2 separate regions of the Mus musculus genome follow, and region 1 is linked to region 2. Evidence: chromatin loops called from intact Hi-C (ENCODE). Cell type or tissue: left cerebral cortex. All regions are shown on one strand. Each heading gives the region's core, and the rest is flanking DNA. Links, peaks and the distances in the headings are about the cores only. Region 1 overlaps Rgl1 (ral guanine nucleotide dissociation stimulator,-like 1). Region 2 holds the start of Rgl1 (ral guanine nucleotide dissociation stimulator,-like 1).

Region 1 (9,806 bases), core at 909-8,908, 71 kb after region 2:
ACTGGATACTAACTTCTACTCTAGCTTTTAATTGTATGAACAATTTGTGTAGGTGTAGTAGATAATTATAATTTTCCTTTTTTTGATTCTGATTCTGTGGAACAAATCCAAAGAATACTTGTGCACATTAGACAGATGCTGTACCACCGCTATATCCCAAACCCTTTCAAAAAACATTTTTGTGGTTCTGGAGGGATCACTCAGCCTGTGAGATGCTTGCTGCACAAGATCTACAACCTGGGTTAGATTCCCCAGCACCCGTGGATTAAAAAAAAAATTGGATGTGGTGACATGTGTTTATCATCCTACTGCTGCGGAAGCAGAGCCTAGAGTATTTCTAGAGCTTGCTGACCAGCCATCCTAGCCTATCGGTGACCCCCCAGGTCCCAATGAGAGACCCATCTCAACAGACAAGGCAGATGGCTCCTAAGGAGTGGCATAGGTTACCCTCTGACCTACACACATACACTCTTTTGGGTGGGTGAAAGAGTTTTGTCACTGTAGCTAAGACAGTGTGGTTTCTTTGCCTTGGGATGCACAGGAATTTATTGATTCTCCCTGATACCTTCTCCAGCCAGCATCAGTGAACATCCCTTTCGATGGAGTTGTTTTATTAGGGAGGCAGACTAGCCTGGTGTGGAACTAACACTGAAGTGTCTTTGAAGTCTTCTGACGATGAAGCGTGGAGTAATGGCCCTGCTGCAGTTTACCCCTTTGTCATTGCTCTGACTCTGCTCTAGAGAGAGGAGCTCCCCGTAACTTACAGGCAACACCCTTAGTTACTCAGGAGGTGTCTGTAGCGCACCAAGCACCCAGAGCGTATCTGGCTGTTCTTGTGCTTTGACACCCGGGGAACCTTGTGACTCCATCACCCAGTGGTTCCTGACACGCCGTCTCATTATAATTTGAGAAACAAAGGGATAACTTTATGAGGAAAGCTTTGGTCCTTGTGCCAAAACCCTAGTGATGTTTTTAAAATTAAACAGGCATTTCCCCATTAACCTGGAGACTTCTTACTCCAGATGAGTTCTAGCCTAGTGGTAGCCAGTTATGTCCTAAGTTATCAATACGGCTACTTTTAGGCTACTTTTCTGTTTTATTACCTTTGTTCATCTATTTGTGTGGGAGTCTGAAGGGCTAGCTGAAGCATGCTACAGTGCAGGCTGTCAGAGGACAACTTGTTAACATTGTGTGGGACCCAGGCATCACTGAGCTCAGTTGTCAGGCGTGGTAGAAAGTTTCTTATTTACTGTGTCATCTTGATAGCCTGGTTTTCTGGTCTTTAATTTGAGCAAATGCACAGTTAGTGGCTTGTGTTTGGATTGTTTGGAACTCAGTAAATCCTCTTCTCATCTTTCGTCTGCCTTGGTTGGATTTTCTAACAACAAAACATTATTAGTCTCCCCAACCCTCTTCAGCTACCAGCTGTGGGGTCCAGGGCCTGTCTCGAGTCCCGTAAGCATTGTGTTCACTGTGTCTCCATCTCTCCTTCCCAGTGCCATTGCTTCCATCCTGAGGGCCTGGCTTGACCAGTGTGCGGAAGACTTCCGGGAGCCCCCTCACTTCCCTTGCCTTCAGAAGCTGCTGGAGTACCTCAAACAGATGATGCCTGGCTCTGACCCAGAGAGGAGAGCACAGAACCTTCTTGAACAGTTTCAAAAGCAGGACGTGGATTCCGACAGTGAGTACCTGTTTGGTCCCAGGGAAACCTCTACTGGGCTCTGCAATGTGGGGGCTCCCCATTCATTGACTCAATAAGAAACCCTGGTACCCTCAGAAAATTGGGATAGGTATAAAATTATTGAACTGTGAACCTCAGAACCCTAAGGTTTCAGAGTGAAAAGAGGGATTTTCAAGGCTGGATTTATGATTTTAAAGATTAAATTGTAAAACCAGCTCAGAGAAGCTAAGTAATTGCCCAGGGTGCCTACTGTTACCAGGAACAGGGTTTTCTTGATTTGTTTTTGTTTTTTTTAAACTTTCTCTTATCAACATGAATGGGCTTCTTCTCTGCCTAATGTGTTCTATCAGATATAAACGGGCGACAACCAACCAACCCTGTGTGGCTGGCAAGGGTTCAAGTCCACGTCCCTCTCACAAAAGCTTGGAAGAGGTGTTCCTCCTTTTCCCTAAAAAGCATTAGTGTCATGTCCCCTGGCAGCCCCGATTGCTGACATCGACTGTCTCTAGTGACCGAATCGAAGGAAGTCTCTGAGGCTGTTTTTTCCTATTGGAGGCTGACCTCGAGCTTCCAGGGACAAATGCAGAGCCACCACTGCTGGCCATAGAGTGTGCTGGCTGCCAGGCTCTGCAGAAATTAGTCAAGAGGTTCCATCGCGCTCCAGCGTGATGATATAGCCTTTCACCGAGGCACTGGGTAACAGTTGCCATGGCAGCTGACCCACTTGGAACTTCTGGTAGGCATTTCCTTGAAGTAATGTCCGGTTTCCTCAGTGAGGGAAAGGAAATGGCTCCTAACGCAGATAAGGGATGCTACCCCAAAGCCAAAGCAAATACAGTGACTTTAAATTCTACCCGGTACCTGTTGAGTGGTTTGTATGGACTGGGGACCAGAGAAGGGGAATGCACTTGCATCATTTGGCTCAGATTGCCAAAGGCTTTGTATCTCAGATGACTTCATCTGCCGGGAATGCTTGAATACCCTGGAAGCTCAGCTCCAGCTGCCAGACCTCAGCTCCCTTCAGGGCCTCCTCCCGCCTGCCCGCCCAGCTTTGTGCTCTGGTAGAAAACGCTGCTGCTGCTGCTGCTGTTGCACTGGAGCCCAGCTCGCCCCACTGGGGCTGCCTCTGGCCCCATGCCTAATTGGGGAACCAGTGGGACCAGTCATTGGTCCTCTCCGGCTCAGGGAATGGAGGGCAGAGCTCTTTTGGCAGGCAGAGGCAGGGACTAGGGAGGTGGCCTGACCTCACAAAAACTTTTAGGCAATACCCAAGAATGAATCTTTTCCTAAGTGTGGGCAGTTGTCATCAAGAATGCTCCAGGCCCTGTTTATGAAGTATAGGCTCCATTCCTGAAGAGGAATGTTGGGAGCTTAGTTAGTTCCCTTGTGCCTCTCACCCCCCAGCCCCCATGTCATACTCTGGAAAGCAGTGAGCTTTCCTGTGTGTTTGCAAAAGTAAAACTGTGCATAGAGATTTGTACATAACCCCTGGAGACTCAGGCAGGAGCAGTGAAAGCATAGACCAGGTCCCAGAGAGAAAGGATCACAGGTTTCACACGTAGTGACATTCTAGGTGCATGCCAGATTTACAAGGAATGAATGAATGAATGAATGAATGAATGTGTGAGTGAGTGATGTTAGTCCTTACCCTGTACTCTCCTTGGCAGAAGCTGGACAGCTTCTGCATTGTTTTATAGGTATTAAAGTACATTGTAGTCATCAGGAGGGGTAGAAGGCTCCTTGAACCTTTGATTGGCACATCCGATTTCTTCTTCACTGAATGAGAAAGTGCCAGAGTTGAGTGGAGAAGTACTGACATCAGGCGCTAGCATCCTCCACTGGGTGGGATTTTAGCTCTTTGATGGGTGCTTTTGCTTTGTATCCAGGATAACAGGAATAGATAGTGAAGCTCTCCTACCAGTCCCATTCACAACAGAACGTTCAGCTCTGAGGTCCAGAGCCAGTCCTGTAATCACAGCCCTGCCACCAGAGCGGGCAGGTAGCACATGGTACTGGACAGGTAACAGTCTCACTTTGAGCACCCCATTTCTCAATGGAAGCTTTGAAGAAGCTCTATCAATTCAATATAAGATGCCTAACAGCGTCCCCCATAAAGAGAAGGAAAAGGCTTAAAAAACGTAACCAGGCAGGGGGAGTAGTAACACGGAACTGGATTTCTGCCTGGATGCCACTGTGTGCAGCTAGGCTTCCCCAGCCCCAGCAGAAGTTCAGCTTTGACTGAAAGGGACCAAGAAGTGTGGTGGGAATGAGAGGGCCTGGGAGAAGGAGACTTCAAAGAGGAGGCTGGAGCTCGGCCCTTCAGCATTTCAGATGGGCTCCTGGGCAGTGATTCCCGTTGACTTCTTTAGGCTCTGAGCTGTGTAACTTTAGGATGGATGACCAGCAGTATAGGGTGCCAGGGCATTTATTTCCAATCTGTTTCTCACCTTTTCACTCTCTATGTGAAAGCTGACAGCAACCCTTTGATTTAGCAGCATTTGAGTCTGCTCAGTATTGTTAAAAGGACTACAGGTCTCATCACATCTCTGAAACCCCAATGACCTATCCTACCTTACCAAACCTTGGCCGGCCGCCTTGCTCAGTCTTTTAGGCATCTGGCTCTCTGTGGCTCAACAATCAAGGCTTGCAGGGCTGGGGTGTAGGTATTAGCTGGTTTGGTCCTGGAAATGTTGATGGAGTTGATGGGGGCTGAGATGAGGTTGTGTTCAGTTTTGCCTCTTTAGTTTTTGCCTGGGCTAGCCTCTGAGTGATTTCTCAGGGGTCACTCAACACCTCTCTGAGCTTAATAAGAACACGAGAATACTCAGGATTGTATCTCCATTTTGCTCCAATATATCGTTCTTGTTCGTCTCTACCTGTGGTTTTCTGAAGAGTTAGCCCTTTTCTTCCTGAATGAAAGAAGTGTAGTTTGACACTATGACCAAGGCACCCCCATACTGACTGTTTTCCCATCGTGGACAGATGGACTTCTCAACACCAGCTCCTTCAGCCTGGAAGAGGAAGAGGAACTGGAGAGCGGAGGGTCAGCAGAATTCACGAACTTCTCAGAAGATCTCGTGGCAGAACAGCTGACCTACATGGACGCAGTAGGTCTTCTCACTGTATCTCAGATGTGTCTCTACTTAAAACGTGGGGTGGTGGCAGTACTGTTGGCCCAGAGGGCAGTGGGCAGCACGGGGAGTGTGCCACAAGTCCTACTGAGTCTTTGAGAGAGTCTGTGTCTGTAAAAGGAGAGTTAAGGCTCTGTGAATCATTCGTGTGAATAATTTAAGCCTCGGCTCTTCTTGCAGCCCTGGGTGAAAGTGCATTTTCCTCAGAGCTCGGGTCACAGAGGGAAGTAAGAATTCTAATCCTAGCGAAACAGAATCTACCTTGTGCTGTGGGTATTTCTCTCCCTTTGGACTCATAAATATTTCAAGAGCCGAACTGTTTATTTGAAGGACTGTAAAGGGGTGAAAGCCGGAGTCAGTTTGAAGTAAGCCCATGGAGCCCACATGTGACCATATCTGGCAGCCCATCTCCACGTGTGCTTCCTGCACATTTGAATTTTGACCGTTTCTGTGTGCTGTGCACATTTGATTGTGTTAGTCACACTTCATAGCTTGGAGTTTGCTGGAAAACATAGTCAAAGAATTAGCAGTTACCACGGTGGTTTTGCTCTTCGGCACTTAGCTTTTGCAGCATATGAACTGGCTAAAGTTTCCATCCAATGGGAATGCAGATCAAGTATGGAAAGTAGATCACGTAGTCTATCTTGAGCACACGCTGGCCATATTTCTATACCAGCTTTTATACACCCTATATTCAGTTGTACAAATGAGAATCTGACCTAGTCAGCCATTTGTTGTTGTGTAACTGCTAGAGTGAGGGAAAGAAAAAATATTTTATTTTTATTGCTTTAAGGAAAAGACCTGAAAACCAGGCTCTAGGTCCCCCATTCTTCTGCGAGTGTGTAAGGTTGTCTCTAGGTCTCCCATTCTTCTGCGAGTGTGTAAGGTTGTCTCTAGGTCTCCCATTTTTCTGTGAGTGTGTGAGGTTGTCTCTAGACCCCCCATTCTTCTGCGAGTGTGTGAGGTTGATTGTTCTCCCTTTGTTAGATTCTTTCTCTGCTTTGAAACATGAGACTCAGTTGCACTGAGAGATTCGGCATGTGTCATGCTTACACGGACTTCTTTCCAGGTGGCCGCGGAGCATCTGTTTGCATGGTAGAAGCGGTGTTCCTGAGTGTCTGGCCAGATGACCATTCTCAGTTTCCTTTTTTCATTAGCAGCACCGTCGTACGAGAGTTACTTGACTTTTGTGGCGAGGCGGGAAGATAAATATGGCTTTGATGATTTAAATTTTCTTTTGGTCATCGTTTTCCCTCAGTTAAGCAAATTTAAAAGATCACATGGAAGTCAGGGCATGGCGGCTCACACCTTAAATTCCATCCAGCATTGGAGAGGCAGGCACAGGCAGATCTCTGTGAGTTTGAGGCCAGTCTGGTATACATAGCGACTTCTAGGATGGCCAGGACTATATAGAGAGCTTCTGTTTCAAAAAACAAAAACAAACAATAAATCATGTGGGCCTTTCTGATCCATTCATCCATTACTTATTTTGTGTGTTAAGATGGACACCATGTGGCAAGGCAAGCAGAGAAAGATGACTTGTCCACTTACAAGCCACCAATTTCCAGATGTCCCAGATGACACGTTGTATAAAGCACCCGTGTGTTCCTGATGTCAATTCTTCTTTTGTTTCAGCAACTATTCAAGAAGGTAGTGCCTCACCATTGCCTGGGCTGTATTTGGTCTCAGCGGGATAAAAAGGAAAACAAGCATTTGGCTCCTACGATCCGTGCCACCATCTCTCAGTTTAATACGCTCACCAAGTGTGTTGTCAGCACCGTCCTGGGGAGCAAGGAACTCAAAACTCAGCAGCGAGCCAGAGTCATCGAGAAGTGGATCAACATTGCTCACGTAACTGCCTTTTAAAAACTTATCTTTGTGTTTGGTATACAGCCTTCCTGACATCAGACATGAATTATGTTCTGCTGAGGCTTAGAATCTAGTCTGTCAGAGCCACCATTCCCACCCCACATGTGTCTTGTGTCTAACACTTGTGTAGAGGAAGGCACAGTCTCTAACTTGTCATTGATCTATTTTGTGAGTTCCTAGTGTGTTCAAGTTATAACAGTATACTTTAGGGCTATAATAAGAGAGACCACAACTGACTTAGCTGTACAGGAGCCAGACTCACTGAAGTGACCTCACCCTTTGCAAGACAGGGGTCAGCAATAGAAATGGTATAGAGGTGGAGGAGGGAAAAGTTACCTCTGAGTATCGAGATCAAAAAAGACAGTAGTGGGGCTGGAGAGATGGCTCAGCAGTTCAGAGCACTAACTGTCCTTCCTGAGGTCTTGAGTTCAATTCCCAGCGGCTCACAACCATCTGTAATGGGATCCGATGCCCTCCTCTGGTGTCTGAAGGTGGCAACAGTGTACTCATAAACAAATTAAGAAAGAAAGCAAGAATGGATCTCACTTTATCAAAGAGTAGGACTTTAGGTTCTTAAGATGAAAGTTTTCTTCTAGGCAAGAAGAAGCTCCAGTGAGAAGGACCATGAAATTAGTTGATGTAGAAATTCCCCATCAGCCTGTTCTGGGCCGTAGCTAACGTAGCTAAGCCTCATCCAGAACACGGTTAGTTTCGTGTCCCATTAGATGCATGTTTCCACCATGCCCTATGTATAGGACACAACACCCAAGTCTTTCACATTTTCTTTTATTGTTTTTGACCAAAGAGCAAAGCCACAATAGTTTCAGAGATTTTGCCTTGTTTTGAGGCTTTAAGATGGCCTATTTATTTCCCCACACATGCCAGTATCTGGACCAAAAAAAAAAGCAAGAAGTAAAGCATGGACACTGTAAAGAATGTCCACAAAGTAACTGCAGCTGTGGACAAAGCGTGGGCACTGTAAAGAAAGTCCACAAAAGTAACTGCAAAAGGCTAATGTAACTGTGGTACTGGCATGGGGTGTCTCTTTCTTCTTAGAAACGTAAGAAAATATTTTTCTCCAACATTTATGTCCCAAAAGCCAATGGTCTTTATGCCTCGAATTCACTGAACTCCTTAGACAGCCCTGTGTGGGCATAGTGACTCAGATCATAACTTTCAGTTGAAGTTAAATATAGATTGTGTGTTTACATGATAAGAGAACTCTGAATAACTCCAAGTATATTTCCCATCCCATAGCATGTGCACAAAGCCCAGAGTCCTTAGCCTTGCTGGGACAATGGGTTTTCTCCCAGTGTTGAGTATGTTATGTCTCTTGAAATTCTGGAGGATAACTTCATAAAATGCTAAGACTTGCTGGTGGTTTTCTGCCAAGATTTATTTTATTCTTCCTTCATTAGTCATAGTCGATTTCTGTTGAAAAAAAAAGCTTGAAAAATGATATTAATTTTACATGTAGAAACTATTTCTGACCTAATATGGGTGTGTTTCCTTGGCCTGGCCTCTGCTGCAGTGTTGGATTTACACTGCATCCTTTGGAATATACCTCCTTTTCTAGAAACAGGACTGGATGCTTCATGTGTTCCTGTAAGCCCTTAGCCCCAGCCTGTTACTGAATAATGTGTTCCATATGGTTATTACGATGGACATGATATATTGGGGCCTGGGTGTCTTTATTTATTGCAAGTTTCCTGATTTTTAGAGCATAATTTTGAGATGCTGAACCTTTGTTGAACCATGCTGTCAGAGAGAGGTTTCCAGACAGCAGCAGGGCTACAACCCCCTCTGTCCCGCTGTCTCTTTCCCTCTCCCTCCCTCCCTTTCTCATATTCTTCACTGCCATTGCCTTCCTTCCTTCTCTCCCTTCTTATTTTCTTCTTCCCTCCCTCTTTCTGCCTTTTCTCTCTTTCACCCTCACTTGTTATATCTTACCTTCCTTCCTCTCCCCCCTCCCTCTCTCCCCCTCCCTCTCTCTTTCCCTCCCTCCTCCTCTGTTTTCTTTTTAAATAAATGGGATTCCAGAACATTTTAAAAGACTGGGCATGACTTTTATGAAGTACATTGAAATTTACTCTGAAGAAAACATTTGAGGTTTGGTTAGCGTGCAAAATTTTGTCATGACAAATTGGACAATTCTGTTTTCACTTCATGTTCCAGATTAAAATCACTTAGGAAAAATGATTCTTGAAGCAAGTTACATTTATGCCCAACCACCCTGGCACCTCTTGCCTGATATGCTCAGCATGAAGCCAAACATGTGCCCCTGTATTGCATTCAGCTGTGAGACCTCCATACATGGCACTCCTGCGTACCTATGAAATATCTCCTCTGACCTAGACAGACAGCACATTCACTGGATGTGGCCACACCTCCAGGCCAGCCAACAATGGGATCCTTTCCCTGTTTTACTGGCCCTACTATGTGTAGGGTTTTTTGCCTCTAGGGCCACTGACAAGTTTGGCCCCTTAGGGTAGGGTACCTTTAAGTAAGGAGCCTCTCTTCTTACCCAGAAAAATGACAGCCAAAATCTTTCCTGTTCTTTCTCTGTTTTGTTTTAAAACACTGCCAAAATGAATCTTATTTTTAAAAGCCCAAGTTATTTTGAAAGCCTTGAAGTACCAAGGTGTTTCTGAATGTTTATGATTGTGGGACAAGCCAATTTGAAACCAAATGAATGTGTATAAAAATATTCCCCCCTTGGCTAAGACCATGAAAGCTGAAGTTCAACTTGTGGTGAATTTTTATTGCCAAGTTGTATACACCTCTCATGCCGGGAGCTCTCTGTACCATCTGAACTTAGGGCGGCTGCTTGCAGCTCTCTCGGAAGGCCGGAAGGGCACAGTGGTCTTCCTCATGGAGTCTTAGGGCATGCGCATGCTTTCTGCAGAGCAAAGTTACACTCGCTACGTAGCCATGTATGCTCACCAACTCGAGTTGTTTTTACTGGGAAAGCTGGAAACCATAAAACTGTAACAACAACAAAAAAATATATTGGGAGGGTGGGGGGAACAAGCTTACAGTGCCAAAATCTATAAAGTGTTTTGGTGACTGGGGCAGGAGGAAGGAGCCACTTTTTGATGTCCAGTATTTATACAGCTGCCTATTTA
Region 2 (9,806 bases), core at 1,248-9,247:
TGACTGGCTCCGTATCCCTTGCAAAGCAAAGTTGAAAGTTCAAGCAAAAGGTAGGCGAATGCAGCACCCCCAGGGTTTTAAAAAAAATTTTTTTTTATTTTATTTCAGAGTTGGTGATTGAACCCAGGGCCTTGTACATGCTAAACACACACTTTATCAATGAGTTGCACCCCCAGGCCAATCCCAGTTTTCACAGCTGGAAACAACCCGAACAGAATGGCCAGCTGACACGGGGAGACTGAGCGTGGGAAGCTAATTGCTAAGCAACATTGCCCCCAAACCTGAAGACCAGGGAGGAGCATTCATGGGCTGTCCATAGGATGGAGTAGCTGCAGCCACACTTAGATATTGCTGGAGCTAAAAGTTAAGTATCTGTTTTATTTGCTTATATCTCCCTTCCAAGTGATTGTTAAGGACCTAGAGGTAGCTGAAGGTTTAGTTATGAATAAAATTATTGCAAATGCCTCTTACCAGTTTCATTTAAAATCTATTAGCAGTGAATAGGAAAGGCTGCCCTTAGGTAGTAGTTGTGGGTGGGTGGAGACAGTTGCTACTTGGCCACTGTAAGGCAAGGTGTAACACACACCTTCCCACAGTTATTGCTGCTACTCCTCTCTTAGAACTGCTTTCCTCTAAACTTTTGACTGGGCATAGGCCAGAGTAGTCTAGCCTTGAGTTTGGGGATGACAGAGCTAAGGTCTCGCTAATTTTAGTCATCTCACATGGCATTGTCATCTTTAAGGCAAGGTTTTTAAGTGACTTCATTAAGGTATGAGTGACATGTGGCGTGCTGTATATATTTAGTGTTTTTTATATTTGATGAGCTTGGAGATCAGTTCATAGTCATGAAACCATCATTACCATCAAGGCCAGGGACAGATGCATTTTCTTCCATGTTTCTTCCTGCCCCATTGTTACTGTTGCTATGATACTAACATAGGGTCTGCACTCAGGCAACAGTAGCTTAGGTCCAGTGCAAAATTATTTCCTATAACTGAACCTCACATTCTGTGACCACTATCTTCTACTCCCAGCCCTGCCAGGCACACCCCTCTATTCTGCTTCTGTGTGTTTGGTGACTTCATGGACGGGAGCTCTCAGGTTGCCTTTCTGAGCTTGGCCTATCTCCCTTAGCATAGCATCTTCCAGTTCCACCCATGTAGTCTCTTTAAAAGGACTGCTGTCTTTTTAAAAGCTGGAGAATCTCCACTGCATCACATTTACTTTTATCTGTTCATCCGTTGATTGGCGTCCAGATCGTCTCGGTAGCATGGCCATTATGAACAGTGTTGCAATAAACATGGGAGTGTAAAGCGTTTCTTAGAGATCTGGAAATACATTCTTTTATAAATGCCACAATTGGCATGCTGCATTTTATGTATTTTTAACTTGAGAAACATCTATACTTTCTTCATAGTGGGCACTGCTTACGTTCCCAGCAACAGTATACAGTATGCATCTTCATTAACACGTGAACCTCAACACTTCCTTCCCCACCCCCTTCCATCTTTCCTTTAAAAATTTATTTCTAGTTAGTGTACAAAACAGTATAGCATTTTCGTAATACTCCTCATTGTCCTGCTTTTCCCTTTTGGTGAATGACACAAGATATGTGTTCATCTACTTGTGGGTGTTTTTATAAAATTTTTCTAAAATGTCTACTCAGGCCTGTTGGCCATTTGAATTGGATTATAGCTATTCTTTTGCTATTGAGTTATAGGACTCTTTTTTCTATTGCGGATATTAATTCTTTATTGGTCATGTGTTTTTGCAAATTTTTTTTTCTCCCATTCTGTAGGTTGCCTTTTCTGCCTGGCTGAATTCCTCTGCTGGGCAGAAGCTGTTTGCCTTGATGTCGTTCCTCTTGTCATCCTCTGTTCAGAGCTTCTGATGGTTGGTAGTTTGGGTTAACATGGACTTAACATATGGGTTAACATATTAAGTCTTCAAGATTACAAATAGGTATTTATTTAATTGTTTATATCAACAGAAGATCAATTAGAACTAATGGACAAGTACATTAAAATAACAGAACACAGAACCAAAGTTCAAACATTAATTGTGAATCCCTAGTACTGGGGCGGAAATGACTGGTTAGGTAGCCCAGTGGACATAGTATTTGCCAAGGTTGGAACCTTAGAACCCGTGTAAATGCTGCATGTGGCAGGGTGGCCTGTAACTCCAGGGCTGTGAGCAGGCATCGAATGATCCTGGGAGCTCATTGTTCAACCAGTCTGCCCAAACTGAGTTTCAGTGAAAGACCCTTTCCCAGAGAGTTTGAAAAGCAATTATGGAAAGGCACCCAGATATCAACCTCTGGCTTTCGCACGAGCCAGCTCACGTGACCGTGCCTTTCCTGTGACCTGTGCACATTCACACACCTGTCACACCACAACCTAAAATTAAAATTAGGAAAGCCAATCATAATAGCACCAAGTAGAATCAGATACTTGGAAACGAACTTATTGAAAAAAAACAGAGTCAGACACCAAAGCTTCAGAAATGTTTTTTGGTGGTCTGAGTCTAGGGTAAGGTGTTTACTAGCTGAGTCAATTCACACTGATGGATAAATGGGTTATAGGCGTATGCTCCTCACGCTGTAGCTAGTACTTTAATCCAAAAACCCTAGCAAAAGGGTAATATTGATTACATTGCCTATAAGTGAAAAAATTTTTTCAGCCACAGCTTTACTTTTTTTCTTCCTGGATTAAAAGTGCTAAAGAAAAGAGGTTCACAGTTGAGTGTTCCTCTGCTCGGCTCCAGGGAGCACACTAAAGGAACAGCACAGACACTTCACTGCTAGACTTCCCCATCAGTCCCAGAGTCCCGAGCAGGCTCCAGCCCATCTTTATCCTTTTCTGTCCCCTGCAGCAGTGCACAGCATCCTGTGTTTGGGGCCTATCGCTCATTTTAAGTGAAATAGTTTAAAATAAGTGGAAAAAGCCCTTGTTGACTTCAACATTTGATAGTTCTAGATCATATAAGTCCAGCTATTTGGTTTTCATCTTTTTCTTTCCTTCGTAAAAGGATTGTGACAAAATCACACCTTCCCAGGAACAAACACAAATAATCATTCTTGGCATGTCTCTCTGGAGCTTGAATATAATTTGGAAGACATCATTTCAGATTTCTGTACATTGCAGACATGACAGCCTTTCATGGAGTTCCGGCCTACAGCTCCTAAGGGGGAAGGGCAGTAGGGAGAAAATGGAGCCTTCTGGACAGCTCTCCGTGCACTAGGTGACTTGCACATTTCTTTATTTAACCCTTTCTGAAATTCTGTGAGGTTTGTCCTACTTTGTAGCCAAGGAAGCAAATCGGAGGGAAGCCATGGAAATGTACTCTGACTTCCACTCTTAAGGCTGGGCTTGAAGGCTGGGCTTGAACTGGGTTCTGTTGTCATTCCCTTTACAGCCAGAACCCAAGTCAATAGGATGAGAAGAAGGGAGAGCTACAGCCTGAGAGGCTTGTGAGGCCCAAGCCACCTTTCCCAGGAATTTCTGGAGAAGAAACTGCTTTTGTGAAGAAGTTTTTCAACAGTCTTAAAACTTGCAGCACAGATTAGGTTACAGCGGTGGTGAAATTAACTGAAGTGTTGCTCATCTGTCCTGGGCTGCCTCTTGAGGTCTTCAGAATCACCAAGGAGACTCATCTAGGTGTGACCTGGGGCCCTGAGGCAGATAAGAAGCCTGAGGTAGGGCCGCCACATGTTTTCCCTCTGGCTCCTGGGACACTCTGTTCTGAGTACTGAGCACAGCAGAAGGAATGTGTGTGTGTGTGTGTGTGTGTGTGTGTGTGTGTGTGTGTGTGTATGTGTGTTTAATATTTAAATTATAGAAACATCCACTTTGGTTGTAAAAGATCATTCTCTCTACAGTCTTGAACTCCTGAAGCATGGGTCTTTATGAGGAGCGTTTGACTGACTTGAAGACATCCTTCAGTGTGCAGAGATCCTTTGCTTGCTTGGTGTAGCCTCTGTCATTTCTGATGCCCTTCTGGAGACATCAGTGCACTGATTGCCTAACTTTTCAGCTCATGGTATATTCAGTACTAACCAAAGCTCAGCACAGCAATCTGGAGGAGGTCCTTTTCAGTTTGACATGTGTAAAACATGACATTTTTGTAATTGGTGTGGAGTTCTGACAGGTACAGTTTGGCTACCTGACTATGGGCTATCTCTTGCTGTTGATTTATTGAAACTAGATCTTTTAAAGTGTAATGTATTGTCCCCCACAGACTATTGTGTTAAGATAAAATTCTTTTCAGCATTGTCCTTTGAAAGGCTTTCCCTACAGTGATTATCCCTCTGTGTCCCCACAGTGCACACCCCCCATGGCTACTCACAGAGGCTCCAGAAACCCCTAGGACCACTTATGGCCTCTGTCACAAACTGTCAGATCCTGCAAAACTCTCTGCTCTCACCAGCAGTAGCCAGTAAGCCTTATCAGACTGGGTGGTGGAGTTGATGCATGCCTGTAATCTCAGCACTCAAGAGACAGAGGCAGGAGGATTGCCAGAAAAGTTCTAAGTGTTCAAGGCTAGCCAGGACCACCTTTTGTTTAAAAAAAAGAAAAAAAAAGCAAGAAAGCCACAAACAAGAGTGGGCAGTAGGAACAAGTCCAGGCAGTTGCAGGTGCGGGGCAGGGTAGAGCCGCTGGGCACGGTTTTTAGATACCCAGATAGCTTTTGACTTTATCCTAATGAAAATCTTCCCCCCAAATCGAGGGGACTCTGATTTAATTGCTGTAAATTCCAAATAGCAAGCAGATCACACAAGAATCCCTAATCCCTAACAGTTTCCTTCAGTAAAGCAGACGGAGGCTGCGCACATGTCCCATGGCACACATGGTTCTATTTTGTCACCTGGTGGCCACCAGGAAACCCCGATGAAGCGGTCTACTTGAAAGCATCGTTTCCCCACCACTCTGAGCTGGAGAAACGATTGCTTGCTCCCTTGATCCGCGGGGCTTCCGAAAGGGAGAGTGCGCTCACAAGCACAAACAGGAAAGCCTGACATCACGGAGCGGCGGGGAGGAGTCTGCTGCCGCGGGCTCCCGGGCTGCCTGCTCGCTGGCCGGCGCTCCTTTGTGGCCCGGTCGCGCGCGGCGGCGGCGGCGGCAGTCGGGCAGCAAGGCGCGTGGGAAGCGCGGGGACCCGGAGCCGGGCCAGAGAGACGCCCCGACCGCCTCGGAGCAGGGCGCACCATGCAGCGTCCGTGTGCCGGAAAGAAAACTGAGAATGAAATTACTTTGGCAAGCTAAAATGGTAACGCCAGCTCCCCGCCTTCCCCTGACGCTTCTCTGCTGGGGGACTCGTCCCATCTCCCGCTTTCTCGGGCCGGGTTGTTGGAGCACTGTCTAACTGATCAGAGCCACCCGGACCCCACTCTCTAAGAGGAGCTTTCTCATTCTGCTTTGTGTCCTTCCCCTCTCTGTGCCTCTTCTCCCTAGAAACGATGCCTGTGTTCTCAGGCATCGCCTGCGGGGTGTCTGGGACAGGCAGATGCGTGTCAGGAGAGCAGAACTTGGAAAGGACAGAACTCAGTCTGGGGGAGCGGCGCCGCGCTCTGCTTCCCAGCGGCAGCCCTTTAACACAGATCCGAGGTTTAGCTGGCGACATGGCTATCCAGGGGGTCGCTGTGTAAATTTCAGTGGAAGCTGCATGAAGATGTTTTGCTTTCTCGGCACTTGCCAGAGGGGCTTTTCTTTTCTTTTCTTTTCTTTTCTTTTCTTTTCTTTTCTTTTCCTTTTTTCTTTCTGGAAATAAAAACTTTCCATACCCCACATAACTTTTTTTTGGGTTTCAAAATAGTAAGAGGAGAAAAAGAGGTACAACTTCACTTCCCAAAGAGGGCTCTTGGTATTAAAACACTTGTTTGAGGGAGTTTAACATCGACATTGCTCAAATGTTTGTGTACTTTGAGAAGTATAAACTCTTGTTTTTGCAAATGAGTTATTTTTTCCTTTCACTTAAGTGGACAGAGTTGATCAGGACTAAACCACAGTTTCCTTAAGAAGGAAAAAAAAAAACTTGAAAAGATGATTTAAGATACGTGGCTAGGTTAGGAAAAGTAACTGACCAGAGAAGGGAGAAGTCGGAGGCTCCTGATACCGCAGGAAAAGGCTGCCAGCCAAGAAAATCTCAGCCTTGCCTATTGCAGGGTGTCCTGTGTTGCTCTGTTTGGAGGATTTACTCAAAGGCTTGGAGAGCCTTTGTAAGCAGGGAAGCAGCTGGGATAGATTGTGGTTAGCCAAGGGGGAAGAAAACAACAACACACACTACGACCCTCTTTTTCTTTCTTTTTATCCTGTCCCTGGCAGAGCTCGATTCAGGACTGGGGTGAAGAGGTAGAGGAAGGAGCTGTTTACCATGTCACCCTCAAAAGAGTCCAGATTCAACAGGCGGCCAATAAAGGAGCGAGATGGCTAGGGGTGAGTAGCGCTTCCGAGATCTTGAACTTTGGAACAGTGTCTTTGCTCTTCTGTGAATATCATTATTATTTAGCCAAGGTAGCCCCCCCCATCCCCTTTTTCTCCCCCTTAGTCTTAAAAAGGAAACTGCTGATGGCCAAGTGTTTGCTCTAGCTGGACAGGTCTGTTTTAGGACTTGTGTTTTCCTAAGCATCTTCCCTAAGTCTGTCAATAATTCAGAACCTTCCGGAAACATCTTGAGGTATTTGGCAAACAGGCTGGGGGTGTTGTGGCAGAAGAGGACAGACACACAGAGACCTGGTCAGAGAGCACTACTAGCTTCTACATGTGTCATAAACCGCTGTGCCCAGAAGATAACCTTTTCTCTCTCTCCTCCTTACACAGTGATGCCAACAGCCCAGTCCCCACTCCCAGAAGTTCAGAGGCCATTCAGACCCGCTTCCTTTGAGGGGCGGCAAGGTTTCCCATTGTGACCTCCTTTCTGTAGAATGGGAGTAGACTGATATATACTTAGTCTTGGGGCTTTGCCTGTAGAGTATGGAGTCGGTGGCAGACACTCGGAAAAAATCTGCTTTCCATAAACTATTGGGGAAGGTCATGTGAGTTCTTAATTCGACCAATGAATCTTTCAACACATCCCAAATGAAGGGACTATGCAAGGCAGAGAGCCTGGCGGTGGGATCAGGAACATGTGGGAGAGTGGAGAGAGAGTAGTTACAGATGACACAGGGAGGAACATAGCGGTGTCTGAAGAGAGGCAGGACTTGTGGGTAATGGTCTTCAAAGCACTGAGGAGTGTGTGCTTGCATCGCAGCCTACTAACCTTAGTTTCAGAGCACACAGGGTTTGGAGCAGTGTTCCCAGATGAGTGCGGAGTGCACGGGGCTTCCTGGGAGGAGCGGAGGCAATATGACTTGTAAGACTCATAGTCAAAGGCAGGAAGCCAGGAGCCCTATCTTCCTTAGCCGTGGCTGCTGACATTGGATCTCCCCCAACCCCCGCATTGACCTTCTCAACCTGCCTTAAGTCAGGATTTTCCTGCCACTATGCTTGGATCAGGACACTGTTGACCGGGATGGTAAGTTGCTAGTGACATTGAAGATGTAGTCTGCAAAGTTAGGCACTTTCTCAGTGAACACTAGAGGTCTTTACTTACTGAGCAAGCACCTTACTCAGAACATGATCCTAACATTAACTGTGTTTAGACTGCTGACCAACCACTCTGTTGCTTTTGGGGGCTTTATGTATATATACAGTATTTCAATGTGATGTTGCTATGGTTTTGACCTGTGTGGCTATTTGTAAATGATTAATAAGCTCTAAACCAGTTGCCTTCAAATAGACTTTGCATTTATTGGTGTTGGGTAGCCCTGGCTGTCCTGGAACTAGCTCTGTGGACCAGGCTGGCTTCAAACTCAGAGATTCACCTCCCTCTGCCTTCTGAGTGCTGCAATTAAAGGCATGCACCACTGTGACAGGCTTTTCTACTCTTTCTAACGATGTAAAATGCTGCATGGGTGGCAGTGTTAATATTTAGCCAGATATGGTAGCAATGACTGTAGTGTGAGCAATAGAGGGGACCCTACCCCCAATAAACCGTCCTTCCTTTAGATGCCAGAAGTCATTAGTGACTCTTACCAGTTATTCTGCTCATTGACTCCACTTCCCTTCTCATCCTGCCTCTCTCCATAGCCATATAGAGTTCAGAGGGGTTGGCTCTGACGTAAACTGTAGATCTGAAATATTGAGAAGAAAGATCATGTAAGCTTGTTTTTGGTTCATAGAGGAATCCTATCCTCCTCCTTTTGAACAAATGACTCACAGACACCACACTGCTCATCAAAAGTCAGTCCTTGGACCTCTCAGCCTGGGATGCCACTTGATTTCTTGTCTTAGGTATCCTGTGAGGAAGCTCTGTTTTTTTTTTGTCCTTGAAAAATCCCAGCTTAATTTAATATGACTCAACCAATTGAGCCACAGCAATTATGAAATCCTTTTCTTTGGTACCCAGTTGGCTTCCTCGTGTTTGTTTTCCTACATTCCAGTAACCCATTCAGAATTCTTCAAAGTGAACACTTTTAGAGTTAATGGGGTTGAGGTAAGGCAGGGAAGACGCTTCGTGCGCACTGGCATCTGACAACAACTTTATGGGGAAGGTGGTATTATGATGCTGTCTTTCATCTTTATATACAAAGAAAATAATGCCCAGCGTGATCTGCCCGCTTGCCTGTGGGGTCATGTAGTTAAGAAATAGTAGAGGCTAAATTTGTATATGGGTACAAATTTGTTGTCAAGAACTGTCCAGGGCTTTAAGGCTGTTCCCGTAGTTCTTGAGGATAGCGTTGGTGTACAAGAACAAGGAGACTAGAGCATACCTCCCCTAGGGATAATTCTTGGTGTGGGATTTGAAAAACGTAGCCCTCTGGTCCTCTTTATGCTTTGAATGATAACCTGAGCTGTAAATTATAAGGTGTGTTATGGTGATGTGTATCTAATTGATAAGCTCGACACTTGGGATGTGTAAAGTGGCACATGAAAGATGTGTATGAGGTTCTATAGCATGTGAGTGTAGGCGGAGTCTTGGTGTTGTGTCTGGAGTGCTCTTCAAAAAGCTTAATGCCTGCGAGCCTAGCACTCAGGAACATCAGGAATTCAAGGCCATCCTCTGCTACATAGTGATTTAAAGACCAGCCTGGGCTGCACAAAACCCCTCTAAACAGAAGCAGCAGCAGCAGCAGCAGCAGCAGCCCTAAACCAAACCAAGTTTCAAAAGATGGAGTATAATTTTTCTATTTTTCTAGTGCTAAAATCTCAGGATAATTAATACTCAGTTCTAGGAAGTGAAGCTAAATAATTACATGCTTGAGTCAGAAAGATGGCCAGTTGTTAAAAGCACTTGTTGCTCCAGCAGAGAACCTGGGTTTGGTTCTCAGAACCCACATGGTGGCTCTCTACCATCTGTAATTCTAGTTCCCGGGGCATCTAGTGCCTTCTTCTGACCTCAGTGGGCACCAGGCACACATGCAAATCACATACCTTCATGCAGGCGAAACACCCATACACTTAAAACTAATACATCTAAATAAGGTAATGAGAACATAAACCCAAACACATAAGTCATACAATTCTATTTTGATTAAGTTTGTGCTTAGTTTGTGATCATTTTAGGAAATTACTATGTCAGTCCTAAGATAGATGCTGAGGATGATCTAGGCCTGGTTTACTTACACATACAATGGTAGCCTGGCCCACTGGCAATGCTGTCAGTGTATATTGACAATAGCATTACATTTTTGACCTACCTTTTCTTTACAATGATATCTAAGTTGGGCCGTTCTGTCGACTTGAAACTCTCACAGGAAAGTGACTTCAGCT

The links. A loop is a pair of places that touch in the nucleus more often than their neighbours do. Peaks named below come from ENCODE experiments on the same cell type or tissue, not always from the same donor. Only the 100,000 strongest peaks of a DNase experiment are listed, where the experiment ranks them.
Region 1: it touches region 2 in a loop (2.2-fold over the local background); 11 of 42 quality-filtered maps call a loop at or near these places.

Annotation. Positions count from the first base shown.
Region 1 is chr1:152,549,278-152,559,083 of GRCm38, reverse strand. Rgl1 (ral guanine nucleotide dissociation stimulator,-like 1) reads left to right here. Exons shown (of 18, transcript NM_016846.4): 5 at 1,497-1,681; 6 at 4,664-4,788; 7 at 6,448-6,663. Among named protein-coding and RNA genes, the nearest start is that of Gm51749, 14 kb to the right of the region's middle. In left cerebral cortex, for the core only: no CTCF peak of the experiment used is centred there; DNase peaks (open chromatin) are centred at 2,316, 2,761 and 4,794; H3K27ac peaks cover 686 bases.
Region 2 is chr1:152,620,443-152,630,248 of GRCm38, reverse strand. It overlaps Rgl1 (ral guanine nucleotide dissociation stimulator,-like 1), which reads left to right and starts at 5,032. Exons shown (of 18, transcript NM_016846.4): 1 at 5,032-5,265; 2 at 6,321-6,431. The coding sequence starts at 5,239. In left cerebral cortex, for the core only: a CTCF peak has its summit at 4,852 (motif pointing left); DNase peaks (open chromatin) are centred at 5,112, 5,464 and 6,137; H3K4me3 peaks cover 2,943 bases; H3K27ac peaks cover 1,335 bases.